Regions from separate parts of the Mus musculus genome. Here region 2 is linked to region 1. A link is a loop called in an ENCODE intact Hi-C map of the cell type or tissue named here. Cell type or tissue: gastrocnemius. All regions are shown on one strand. Links, peaks and the distances in the headings refer to the core of each region. The heading gives the core; the rest is flanking DNA.

Region 1 (6,695 bases), core at 2,918-5,417:
AGGGTGCAGGGCATAGGTGCATGCCTGTAATTGCTAGCACTGCCCAGGAATGATTTTGAGTTAGAGACCAGCCTGGGCAACTAATGAGTCCCTATTGGGGGAGGGGGCACTTGGTCCTGGACTCCCCTATCTTACTCATATACAGGCCTTTAGTGGTGTTCCTAAGAGAACAAACAAAAATAACTGCAGGAGACTCCCATTTCTATACAGAGACATTTAAATACAATGTTTTATGCAAGTACAGAACCTTCTTCACAGTCACCTTCCTCAAAGGTCTGCCACAAAGCATGAGGGTGGCGTGTCCCAGACGCTATTCCTTCACAACTTAGTTACAGGCTAACCAGAGGCAGGCACAACATGGCTGGCATCCTCTATTCTTCTGAAAAATGTGTGCCAGTGAGCCCTGCATTGTTCCTCACTCAAAAAGAAGAGCCTTTCTGTCTGGCCTCTTCCAATGGCAAGCCCCAGTCTGGAAAAGGAAGAAAATGGCACTGAGGAGCCTGGGAGATGGAGCATATCCAAAGCTCTCAGACAAGACTTGAACCTATGACCTTCACTGTGTACACAATAGGCGAGTGAGAGGGACCGGTTTATCTCTGCTGCAACAGTTCTCAGCCCTGGGGTAGCACTCCCGATAAAATGACACGACTATTGTGTGGCAGCAGAACAGTCATCTCTCACAACAGCCTAAACCAGCACTCCCTCCCCCAAGACAAAGCAGCAGGGGTGAAATTAACTCAAGGCTGCAGAGCAAAGCCTAATACAGAAAAGAGAGGCCTGTGGGGGCTTAGGGACTCTCCTCAACCCCTGGGGCTCTGGACACATGGCTGGAAACAGACAGGCTTTCTCCCCCATCTTTCCCACTCTCATTTAGGTAGGAAGCGGTTTCTGAGAGAATTTAATCATCTGTGATTTGTTCAGAAATATTCCCCCTGAAGGGCTCTGCTCTCTCCACCCTGTGTGAGCCTAATTCCTAGAAGCCGAAATGACTGTTTGCCGCTGCCTGTTTCACAAACACACATTAATTGGTCAGATGTGTCTCCTCCTCCTCAGCCCCAGAGGGAGGAAGGAGAATCTGAACCAAGCAGAGAGATGATCCAACCGTAATTACACATAAAGGGAAAAGAGGGCAGCATGGGGTTTCCAAACAGGACAGGGTCTCAAACCCTCCCGGGGATACAGGGACAGCAGTTTAAAGTCCAGGCCTAGGGATCCCTCCATCTTGAAGAAAAGGACAGGAGTAAAATGTGACCTAAGACTGGAAAGGCGCACACACCCACAACCTACTGCCTGCACGCTCCCAGCCACCTTGCTCTCCTTTCCCGGGTCGCGCACACGTCCTGCTTTCAACCCTCCGCTCCCGACGCTCCCCTGAGTCCCTAACGAGCCCCAGTCGCCCCGGGGCTCCCTCGGCAGAGCCTCCGAAAACTCTCTGGCCTGCCCCTACCACCTGGCCAAATCAGAGACTATCCCGGGCACCGCCACCCTCAGCCCGAACCGCCCGGGCCATGCTTTGAACTTCACCTCAGGCCCCCTCCCCCACCCACGCAACGACCCCGCTTTCCCCGCACACACCTTCCCCTCGCTCCGCCCCGGCCCCCCCAACCCCCACTTCCTCCGCCGGGCGCCGCTGCTCCGGCGCCCTCCGCGCCCCTCGGCGCCGGGCCTCCCCCAGAGTCGCCTCCCCCTCCCAGCCCCGGCTCCACACAAAGCTTAGACTCACCGCGCGGCCGGTCCCGGGAGCCGCCACCTCCGCCCGCCCGGGGCCCCGGGCCGCAGAGCCACCACTGCTACGCGTCCCGGGCCGCCATCTGGGCCGCGGCCCCTCCCCCTCCCCGCCCCGGCTCTCCGCCCCTCCCCGCGCCGCTCCGCCCCGCCTGGCCGGGGCCGCTGTGTCCGGGGCTGCGGGTCCCTCAGCTGCCGCCGCCGCCGCCGCCGCCGCCGCCACCGCCGCCGCCGCCGCCGCGATCCGGGACAACCAGGGCAGCCTGGAAGACCTGGACACTGGATTCTCGTGCTCTCGGATCCGGATTCCGTGCGCTATGGAGTCTGGAGCGGGCGAGTGCACGAGGAAACCCGGAACCTGGATGCAGGAGCTAAGTCCTGGGTCTCTAAATGCGCGGTAGCTGCGAGCCCTGAGAAAAGAATGCTGGAAAACCTGGCGGGCGGGTCGAAACTAAGATAAGCTCAGAAGACCGGGCTGGACAGTTTGAACCCAATGCTCTCTCCTCGTGCAGATTCCTGGCTGGATAAGACTTCTCACCGAAAAGTCTCTGGAGAAGCGTTAGCTCTTAAATACAGATGTTTTCTATCGTGGAAAGAGGAAAGATCATGGGATCTGAACATGAACCTTTCTACAAAGAACAGAAGACAAGTGCACAGCTCTTAACTGTCTCATCCATTTTGCCGCTTAGTTCGGCAAACTATTTTAAGTAAAGAATTTAGGGTGGGGGTTGGGGGGGACAGGACACGTGTCGTGGCGCACGTTTGCAGGTCAGCCGACAATTTGCAGGAGTCGTTCCCTCCACCATTTGGTTTTAGGGATCAAACTTAGATCCTTAGGCTTAGCAGCGCGCATCTTTACCCACTGAGCCATCTCACTGGCCCTCAAACTCCTTTTTTATTCAATGTCTTCAGTTTTTCTTTGATTATCGTTTGTTTTCCTCTAGAGTACCTGTGTCCCTTTCCACCTCAACATCCAGTATCACTAAATCTTACTGCTTTTTAACCTTGAGCCCGTTTCTGCACTCCATCTCACCATTCTGTCACTATAGATTGTGACTTTTAAATCTGTTACCTATCTTAAGGTTGCCCAGCACACCATCTACACAGCAGACATTCTGTTCTTGTGAAATTGAGCCCTCCCACCAGTTGCTTACGAAACTGCTTCATGACCTAAGACTTCCACCTCCTACCATAGCAAACCAATGTTTATCCAATTCTCAAGAACCCCCATCATGCCCTTCCTGTGTCTGAGACCATTTTATTCAGCTATGCAGTTACCTTTATTCTCTTATCCTAAGGGCACTCTTCACTGGTGCCATTCACAGTAGCATGTGACTTAGAGATCGAGTGAGTCATAACTTTGCTATCTTCACAGAAAGAAAAGGAGGGTGGGAGAGCTGACAGCTTAAAGATGAACGCTAAGCCCAAGCCCATCTAGTCTAGGAAAAAGTAATTCCCTCTTGGTCCATAGATAGTTTTATTGGATAGTAAAGGGACAGAACTGATGACTCAGAGTGGCGGCCAACTTACCAATCTATACTCTATATTACAAAATGAGGGCTTAAACAGAAAGGAAAAACAGGGTTTAGTGTTCCATATCTCTGTGATTTAATGAAGGGTTAAACATTGTAGCACTAGACTAAAACAGTTAGGGGACAAGGAAACAGTTCTACTTAGCTTTTAATCACAGTTAGCTGACTCTGACTAAAGACAAGGATCTAATGTATAAGACAGTAAGAGAATCTCAAGTTTTGACTTCTTGTATCTCGAGAGCAAGAATTGGCAAACTAGTAGCCCAAAGAACAAATCAGATTCACTACCACGTTTTGGTAAATCCTGTAAGTTAAAAACTAATTTTTACATTTTAACAATATTTAAATAAAAGAAGATATTTTACAACACAAAAGTTATAAGAATCTGGTGTGGTGGTACAGACTCCAGCACTTGGGAGCTTGACGCTAGAGATCTAAAACTTAAGGCTAGGCCTGGGCTTGAACTGGGTTACACAGACTGTCTCAAAAAAGTGTCTACAAACAGTTTCCCTGGCTGTAGCCAAGCTTTCTTGCTCACATTATCTATGGGTGTATTTGCAGTACCACAGCACAGCTGAATGGTTTATAAAACCAAAGCCATTTGCTGTCTGACCCTTATGGAATTGGAATGACTTTGCTAACCCCTGCCCCCTGCTGTTCAGAAGTCTCTAGCCACATATGAGCTACTAGGGCACTCAAGGTAGGATGACTGAAGAACTGAGTCTTTACTTAAATTTTAATTCTTTTTTTTTTTTTTTTTTTTTTTTTTTTTTTTTGGTTTTTCGAGACAGGGTTTTTCTGTATAGCCCTGGCTGTCCTGGAACTCACTTTGTAGACCAGGCTGGCCTTGAACTCAGAAATCCGCCTGCCTCTGCCTCTCGAGTGCTGGGATTAAAGGCGTGCGCCACCACGCCCGGCTTTTTAAATATTAATTCATATTTAAACAGCATGTGGCCAGTGGTTACCATATTAGGCAGCACTACCCTAGAGATCCACCTGCTTCTGCCTCCCAAATGCTAGGACTAAAGGCATACAACCACCATGCCTGACTAGACTCTTCTGAAGTCTTACGCAGTGATGTGCTTTTCTCTTCATGCCCAGGTCTTCTTTTCTGACACATCTGTGGATTTAGGCACCTCCCCCACCACCCCACCCCACCCCTGCACCCTCCTTTTTCCCTGACTCCAATCTCTGGTATTTTTTTACTGGGATTTCTTTCTGGGTTTTCCCATTTTCACAACTGAAATTCAACATCTGATCAATTTACATTTCATCTCCTGAATGAAGCCACATTGTATTCACACATGCAAATGGACGTTTATCCAAGTTCATTGTGACGTAGGATGGTACTGTTCTTTTTCCTCTACAGGCGAAAAGTAGAAAAGCTCTCTGCAGGCTGCATGGATCCCTTGTTGCTGTTGGAGCCTTCCATGTGGATCACCTCCTCCCAAACACATTCACAGACACTGAGAATAGCAGATGTGTGCTTGCTATTTGAATCGCAAGGAAGAAAATATCCTTTCTCTCTGGATTGCCTTCCCTCCTCCCAGCCTAACAAACTGAAGTTAGCTGATTTCTCTAGTTTAGTAGCTGAGCTGGTCAAGTGAACAGCCCCATGCCATCTAATCTTGGCTAGGCCCCACACAACATTAAACAAATCTTCTAAATTAAATGGCCACCACATGAATGGGTTATAGGAGAGACAGTAATTAAAATGGAAAAAAATTAAATGTCATAATCATATAAGTCCATAGCTATACTTATTTGTAAAACTAATCTCTGTAGTGTCTCACATTTACATGCTAGGGGGAAAATAGGTTTACACTAAAATTTCAGTTTAAAAAGAAAAGATAGGACACTTAGTTCTTTATTATCTTAGTTCTGTATTAGCTAAAGAAGCAACAAAAACCCAAATTCTTTTTATGTTCTCCTTTGTGATAGGGACTTACTATATAAGAGATAGTAAGAGATCAGCCTCCCCAGTGCTGGGATTAAGGTGTATACTATCACATCTGGCCAAATTCTTAATCTATTCTAAACACTTCACTAAAGATAAGGTCTCATCAACGCTGACAAAGCCCATAGTTTCCATCATTCCCTACTGTGAGCTCATACAAAGGAAACTGAGTCTTGTCTGGGAAAAACAAAAAGAAAAAGCCAATTCCTTTACTGTATGAATTAATGGCATCTTAATTCAGTCATTCAAAAGGGAACACAGAAGCTACAACAAAAAGGCATCTCGGAAATTCAGAACTTTCTTAGGCGAAACTGCCCCAGAGTAACAGGGTCAGAGTGAAGTGTCATAATACACTAACAAGCTATTCTTGGACAAGCTTGAACTCAGGCTACTAAGAATTTCCATCTGACTTTAAAGTATACTATTCATCAGTGAGCAACTGAGGGCCATCTACCCGCAAACTTCTCCCACACTTCCTCCCTTGTGTCTCAGCAAACAGAAGAGAGACCTTATACTACCACTGCCATGTAAACCAAAGACAGACTTTCCCAGCCTAACCATGAAAAGGAGAAGTTTCCGAGTAGCTCTGCCATTTATTTATGTGGTTCTGGCTGTGTGTTTGAGAAGCTGAGGTGGGTTCTTAGAAACTTGCAAAGCTCGGGCAGATGAGCTCATCTGTTGACATTCCTGACTTTTTTCTTTTAAGGTGTGCATTCAAATTACCCACATAGAAAAAACAATCCATACTCTTCTGTGTAAAGGCTGTCTTCAAATAAAAGAACAGAGAACTTCCAACCCCTTCTTTTCTCTTCCCATCCTACCTTTCAATTTTATTGTGATATTAAGAAAGCCAGACAATTTCAGCATGGAATTCAAGGTGCTACTACTTGGTAAACTATTAACTACATAGTAAACACAGTTTTGCTTTCAACAATGGTAAGGTTTCCAAGAGGTCAAAAAGACATCTCTCACAATAATAAATGCCACTAACTGTCCTCTTCCACTTTATACACAGAGGTCCAACAGAACACGAGAGAGAATACTGCATGTGTACATCACTGGAACAAGAATCTGTTCGGGTTTCCCTGGGAATCCAGAGTGATCAGCCTCCGAAGAACCAATGCTATGCAACAGGCAGTTCACAGTCGAGTGAACATCAATGTGGAATGAGTGGAGGCATTTCAATGCAAATAAATGCTGAATATGAAGGATTAAAGAAAGGGAAATTAATCTTTTTCATAACACAAGGTACTTTTTTTTCTTTCTCACTTGCTCTTTCTTTTTTAAGTCAAGCACACAAACTGTTGGAGGGAGTCCAACATCCCTAGTGTGGTAGTGGTGTTTTATAAAAAGCAGAGCACACACATTTGAGACCATGAATTTCCTAGGCTCCAGCAACTGAGATTCCAATAGCACTTTAGAAGAGCCTCAGAAACAAGTGCTTCCTGAGAAGGGCTAAAGGGACCAGTGAAAAATCTCAC
Region 2 (6,695 bases), core at 2,962-5,461, 57 kb before region 1:
TCTCATATACACATGCATGCATGCATGCATGCATGCATGCATACACACACACACACACACACACACACACACACACACACACGTGATCCAAGTGGAGGTGGAGGACAGGCTAGTAGTTGCCAGGATTAGTGATGGGGCACATGCAGAAAACTCAAACCAAGTATCATCGCAGTGCTACAATTGTTCAGAATCTTGATAGTCAACTTGCAAAAAACCCCAAGTTCGGCTCCCAGTACCCAATAATGTGGACATACCCTCCTTCCACACACAGATTGAAAATAATTATTAAAAATCTTTCTAAATAAAAGCAAATGCAATGCAAACAAACAAAAACTAAAAGTCTATCTCATCTTCCATGTGATAAAATTATATAAAACTAAAAATATAGATGGACAAGTTAAATATGGAAAATCTATATAATTTATCCATGTTGCAGCCTGGTTGTTATATTTACCAGTCTGAAAATGTTACTATTGGGCACAGTAGGATAGGGCACACCTTTAGTCCCAGCACTTGGGAGGTATAGGGAGTAGATTTGTGTGAGTTTGAGGCCAGCCTGGTCTACATTGCAAGATTCAAGATAGCTAGGACTACAGGGTGAGACTCTGTCCACCCCCCCCCTCCCCAACACACTACTGAGGGAAATTGGTTAAGTAAAGTAATTTAGTCTACTATTCTTAAAAACTCCCTGTGAGTATTAGTATCTCAATCAATTTGTCAATCAAAAATAGTGATGGTGCTAGGAATGCAGCTCTGCGGAGTGTTCCCTCACTGGCACACAGGAGGCCCTGAGCTGAATTCCTTTCCCAAGGAAAAGAAAAGAAGAAAGGAGGGAGGGAAAAGGAAGAAAATGGCTGTAGGGTTGGTGAGATGTCTCTCAGGTACCTAAGTTCCACCCCTGGAACCACTTGTCCTGGTACCTCCACTCACACACGTGTGTTCTGACATACACTAAATAAATATAAATAAAGAAAAGTGAAAACCAAGACAGTAAATAAGAAAAGCTGCAACACTACACAAAAGCATCCTCAAACTATTATAAAGGACTTAGAAAAGCGCACAGGAAAGGGATAAGTGCTGAGCTGATGGCAGAAACTTTGGAACCTGGAAAGCAAATGAAGGCCTGGATAAGGGACAGACAGACAAGCCACCACAGGCTGCCACAGTGAATACTACATCTGCAAATGGAGAAAAATCATAAACTCAAGAATTCTTCCTCCAAATCTAAGAATTGGTAGGGTAGCATCTATTAATTCAGGCTCAGAACTGATGATTTAAAATGAATAAAGCTGATTAAAACTGTGTGGAAGCAGCAATATCCTTAACTTTTCTCACTCAGATGTACTCCTTCATTCGAGAGACTAAAGGCTTAATTTCCTCAAGTGGCTCACGCAGGATCTCTGGACTAGAGTGCTTTGGGCATAGTAGAGAAGATGAATATTATACTTAAAATAAGGAAATTAAATGTGGCAGAGAATGCTGAATACTAAACGCTGAACCTGCACATTTTTTTCACGTGGCTCAGAAAAGGCCGATAGTCTTCACCCTCCAGGAGAAATAGAATAAGTTTATAAGGAATCTGAGAAACCCACAAGGAAAGACCTAAAGATATTGGCATCTGGGGCTCCCCTACTTAAGGGCCATCGGACTGGGAGCTCAGCGCAAGCACAGAGCTTCCACTGTATTTTTCAGCAATACAACTTAAAGACATTGAAAACATGAACAGAGACACCAAGGCTCCAGACAGCTTTCTAAAAAGAGCCTCTAACATGAAAAACGAGATCAAAATGATCATTTTGTAAATGAGTCAACAGAGGCCAATACCAACTAAAACTGAAGTTATTTACCACAACGCATACTTCATTCACATACCTGACTAATATTTATAAGCCAGGCAGTAACAGGTGTTTTGGAAACAGACATTCATAAAAGGAGATCCAGAAGCAGCCTCCGGGTAAAGCTTTTACTCTTATCTAGCAAGGAGGACACGATGCTAAGCATAACAAAGCACACAGATAAGTAAGAGGCAGATTAGAGACGGAGGAACAATGGGGTAAAGAAGGGACAGCGGGAGACACAGCACAGCTGACAAAATGCTTGCCTACCACGCATATAGCCCTCAGTTTGATCCCTAGAACCACATAAGCCTGCAGTGGCACACAACTTGGTGTGTCCTGTAATACCAGCACTGAGGAGGTGCGAGCAGGAGATGCTAAATTCAAGGTCAATCCTCAGTCATACAGTGAGGTCCAGAGCAACCTGGGAGAGATGAAGCTGTGCCTCACCAAAAAAAAAAAAATCAACAACAGGGCAGTAGAGCAGTGTAGAAATGAGCTGCACATTTCCAACAGGGTGACACTTGAGGACAGAAGGCAGAGAGTGGAGGAACTGGAGGTGTCGCTAAGAGCACTGGCTGTGCTTCTGAAGGACTTGGGTTCAATCTCCAGCACTCACGCGGTGGCTCACAACCACCTATAAACTCCAGTTCCAGGAGGTCGGTCCAGTGCCCTCTCTGGCCTCCTCAGACAGAAGGCATGCACATGGTGCAGAGACACACTCGTAGGCAAAACACTTCTGACATACATATTTTAAACAGTCACAATGGCCAAGAGACTGTGGAAGCAAGATTCAGAGTTCAGGAAGGAATTAAATCTCTCCAAGTCTTAGGACTGACAAAGAGGACTGAGAATTTCTCTCAAGTCTTTCAGTTAAGAAAGTTAAAAACAGTCAGGCAGTGGTGGCGCACACCTTTAATCCCAGCACTTGGGAGGCAGAGGAAGGCGGATTTCTGAATTCTAGACCAGCCTGGTCTACAAAGTGAGTTCCAGGACAGCCAGGGCTACACAGAGAAACCCTGTCTCGAAAAACCAAACCAACCAACCAACCAACCAAACAAACAAACAAAAAAACCAAAACAAAAAAAAAAGAAAAAAGAAAGAAAAGAAAAGAAAAAGAGAAGTTAAAAACATAGATGCAGCTTAGCACAGCGAACACGGTGTCTGTGCGGCCATTCTAGTGCTTTCAGTGCTACTCTCTCATTTTGGGATCAACAGTCCTCTAGGTGGCTAACAGGTTTTTTTTGTTTTGTTTTGTTTTGTTTTAACAGTGAGACTGTCTGACTATACTTCAAGTTAGCAAAGAACTCATTACATAGCCCAGGCTGGTCTCAAACTCAAGCAATCTTCCTGACTCAGCCTTCTGAGTGCATGATTCACTTGTGTGTTATGCAATCCACTGGCTGCACAGCAGAACCAATGCTACTAAATAATACGCTAGTACGCACAGAGGAATGATACTCATTAAGAGAAAGAACCAGTAAAGCTGTGTATGATGGCTCACACCTGCTATCACACCTGCTAGCACAGCACCTGCGATGCTAAGACAGAAGGAAGGCCAGTTCTAGCTAGAGTGACACCCTACCTTAACAAAACCAAACACAGTAATTCTGAGGCAAATTGGAAATAGCAATACTTGTTGCCATGATACTCTGAGACCTTCCCTTCTTTCACAGCCAAATCTTACCCTCAGATTAGGAATCAGCTGACCAGCAAGGTCTTTCCATAAGATAGTTGTGGATAACAGCTGTATTGTCTGTCTCCAGAGTGTGTGTGCTTTAATGAGAACTGTGAAACCTTCAAGTCCCAAAGGAACTGCAGTCAAGTTAGCAGGAAATATTATTCTGAAAAATACCTTCTAGCTATTTCCAAGTCACAGAATAAATAAATTCACACTCAACAGCTGTTTACTGATGACCTATCAGACTGCCAGTCACACCGATTAGGCTGAGTCTTGCCCTCCAAGTGCCAGCTAAGAGCTAACTGGGTGGCTCAATGGGTTATGGAGCTTGCCTCTAAGCCTCACACTGAGACCATGGGCTTTCCACATAATTCAGGGAGAACTGACTCTGGAGAGCTGTCCCACTGTAGGTGGAGAGCCATGGTATGGTATATGCTAAGCATGCGTATGATGAGGTCTTTGGTTTCAATCCCTATACCTGATAATGCAAACAATAAGGAGTATGCGTAAAAAATGTTTCTGTTTAAAAAAGATTTATTTATTTACTTCATGTATATAAGTGCTCTACCTACATGTACACTTGCAGGCCAGAAGAGGGCACCAGATCCCATTACAGACGGTTGTGAGCCACCATATAGTTGCTGGGAATTGAACTCAAGACCTCTGAATGAGCAGTCATTCAGAGTTTAACCGCTAAACCATCTCTCCAGCTCTTTCTCTCCTCCCACCCTCTGAGCACAGCAGAGCAAGCATGGGTTTATTAATAACAAGAGAATTAGGGGTGGTTGAACATGTCTTTAATTCCAATACTCAGGAATCACAGAGAAGTGGATCTCTTCTTGAGACCAATCTGTTCAACATGAAATGTTCAAGGCCAGCCAGGGCTATATAGTGAGACACTGTTTCAAAAAGAGTAGGGGTATGGCTGGGTATGGTGGTATATGGCTTTAAATCTAGCACAAAAAATTTGAGGCCAGCTTGGTATACATTGCAAATTCCAGACCAGTCAAGGCTGCATAGTGACTCTATCTCAGAAACAAAAGCAAAATAAAATAAAAATAAATAAAGTTAAATGGGAAAAGTAAAAGAGAGCTCTGGACAGCGGGAGGGGTCCAAAGGAGGAAAACCCCTATCTTTTTTTTTTTAAATAACACATTGTACAGTTTTATTTAAAATGTGCATACGAAAAAAAAAGTCAAAGTAATGACATACAGTGTAGCCCACTAAAGGAAATAACATTCAAATGAGACCTTTCTTATCGCGTTTAGAAATTCACATCTATTGAGCGAAACCGTCTTGGAAAACCCCTATCTTAAAGTACCATTATTCTTGTGTGTGGAGGCTTTACCTGCACCTATGTCTGTGCATTAGGATGTCTGGTGCAAAGAACACCACAAGAGGGCATCAGATCGCCTGGAACTGGAGTTAAAGATAATTGTGAACCACCATGTGGGTGCCAGGAACCGAACTCTGGGACCTCTGGGACATCTCTCCAGCCCCTTTTGTTTTCTTTAAGATTTATTTATTTATTATATGTAAGTACACTATAGCTGTCTTCAGACACTCCAGAAGAAGGCATCATATTTCGTTACAGATGGTTGTGAGCCACTATGTGGTTGCTGGAATTTGAACTCAGTACCTTTGGAAGAGCAGTCGGCTCTCTTAACCACTGAGCCATCTCGCCAGCCCCCTTTTGTTTCTTTTAACATCAAAATAGTACAGTAATTCCAAAACACATTCTCTACTTGACCCAAACTTGTTTTCTTACCACAAACCTATTAAAAGTTAAACATAAATCTAAATCTCTAATAAGCAGAAGCTTGCACCTATAAAATCACCAAAAAGTGTATGAAAATAAATGAGCCCATTTCTGTGGCACTTCCTTAACTGAAATATTACTATAGAAAAGTCAAGGTTCCGACGGAGCAGTCTGTCATAATGTTATATGGCAGTCTCTGCCTCTTCAACCCATCCTCCTCTCCTTCCTCACCCCTCATGTTCCCCCTTTCTCCTCTCTGAGAGTTTCACAATGTAGCCCAGGTGGGACTCTATCCCAAACACTGCTCCCCCTGCCTCAGCCTTCCCAGTGCTGTGTTATAATAGTGTCAAGACAGCTGCCAGCCCCTTTCTTTTTTCTTTTTTCTTTTTTTTTTTTTTTGCTAATTCCACTAAGCAAGGCAGCCCTGGCTGTCCTGGAACTCACTTTGTAGACCAGGCTTGCCTCGAACTCAGAAATCTGCCTGCCTCTGCCTCCCAAGTGCTGGGATTAAAGGCATGGGCCACCACGCCCGGCCCCCTTTCTTTTTATATAAGATAACTCTTAAAACTCTTTCCTGATTAGCTCAGTAGTGAAAGTAACTACTAAGTTAACTGATATCACAGATACCTCCCCTTCTAAGAAGTGAACTAATGTGCTAAGCATTTAAAAAGAACTACTACCCCTTACACCTACTTACCACCAGCAGCTTAAAAAATAAACAGACTTCTGAACATAGTAACCGATGAAGATAATAACTTTGATACAAATTATAAAAACATAAAGAAAAGGAGTTTCAGACTTCAGGGTGAAATCTCATCATCAAATGTAATAAAATCTAGTCAAGCTAGGCCAAACCAGGTCAGTTCTCTAATGGGAAAATTAAAGATGCTTAAACAAACAGAGTTGAGATTCATGCCCAAACCAGTCTTGAACCAATAATCTCAACCACTTCTCCAATGTTACAGAAATCCCTTCCAAGATACAAAATACAACTGGAAGGAAGCCTGTAATCCCAGTCGAGGTAGGAAGATTACAAAGTCAAGGCCTGTCTGGGTTATTAAGGGAGTTTTAGGCTAGCCTGGGTAACTTAATAGGATTCTGTTTCAAAGTAAAACAGAACAAGAGGGCTGTTACAGGCCTCTGACACCGCACAATGCCTGCCTGCAGCCACCCCAGAAGTAGGAGGCAGAGTCCTGGTCCTCAAGCCAGTCATCCCAGCACTCAGAAGCAAAGGCAGGAACATCAGAAGTTCAATACCAGCCTTGGCTACACATGGGAGTTTAAGGCCAGCTTAGCTTGTGAGGTCTTCTCTCAAGAAAAACAAACAAGCAAACAAACGGCTTTTTGCACTTTGCCAACTATTAACTGAAAAGCACTATTTCACTACTTTTAGAATTTTTTAAAATATTTATTCATTTTG

What was found. Hi-C counts contacts between places; a loop is a spot of excess contacts. Peaks named below come from ENCODE experiments on the same cell type or tissue, not always from the same donor. Only the 100,000 strongest peaks of a DNase experiment are listed, where the experiment ranks them.
Region 2: it touches region 1 in a loop (2.4-fold over the local background); 7 of 42 quality-filtered maps call a loop at or near these places.

Annotation. Positions count from the first base shown.
Region 1 is chr9:65,825,743-65,832,437 of GRCm38, forward strand. Trip4 (thyroid hormone receptor interactor 4) reads right to left here. Exons shown (of 14, transcript NM_001357872.1): 14 at 3,185-6,695. Zfp609 (zinc finger protein 609) reads right to left here and starts at 1,822. Exons shown (of 10, transcript NM_172536.3): 1 at 1,724-1,822. In gastrocnemius, for the core only: a CTCF peak has its summit at 3,916 (motif pointing left); a DNase peak (open chromatin) is centred at 3,904.
Region 2 is chr9:65,769,164-65,775,858 of GRCm38, forward strand. The region is part of intron 2 of Zfp609 (zinc finger protein 609); the gene reads right to left. Among named protein-coding and RNA genes, the nearest start is that of Zfp609, 55 kb to the right of the region's middle. In gastrocnemius, for the core only: a CTCF peak has its summit at 4,091 (motif pointing right); no DNase peak of the experiment used is centred there.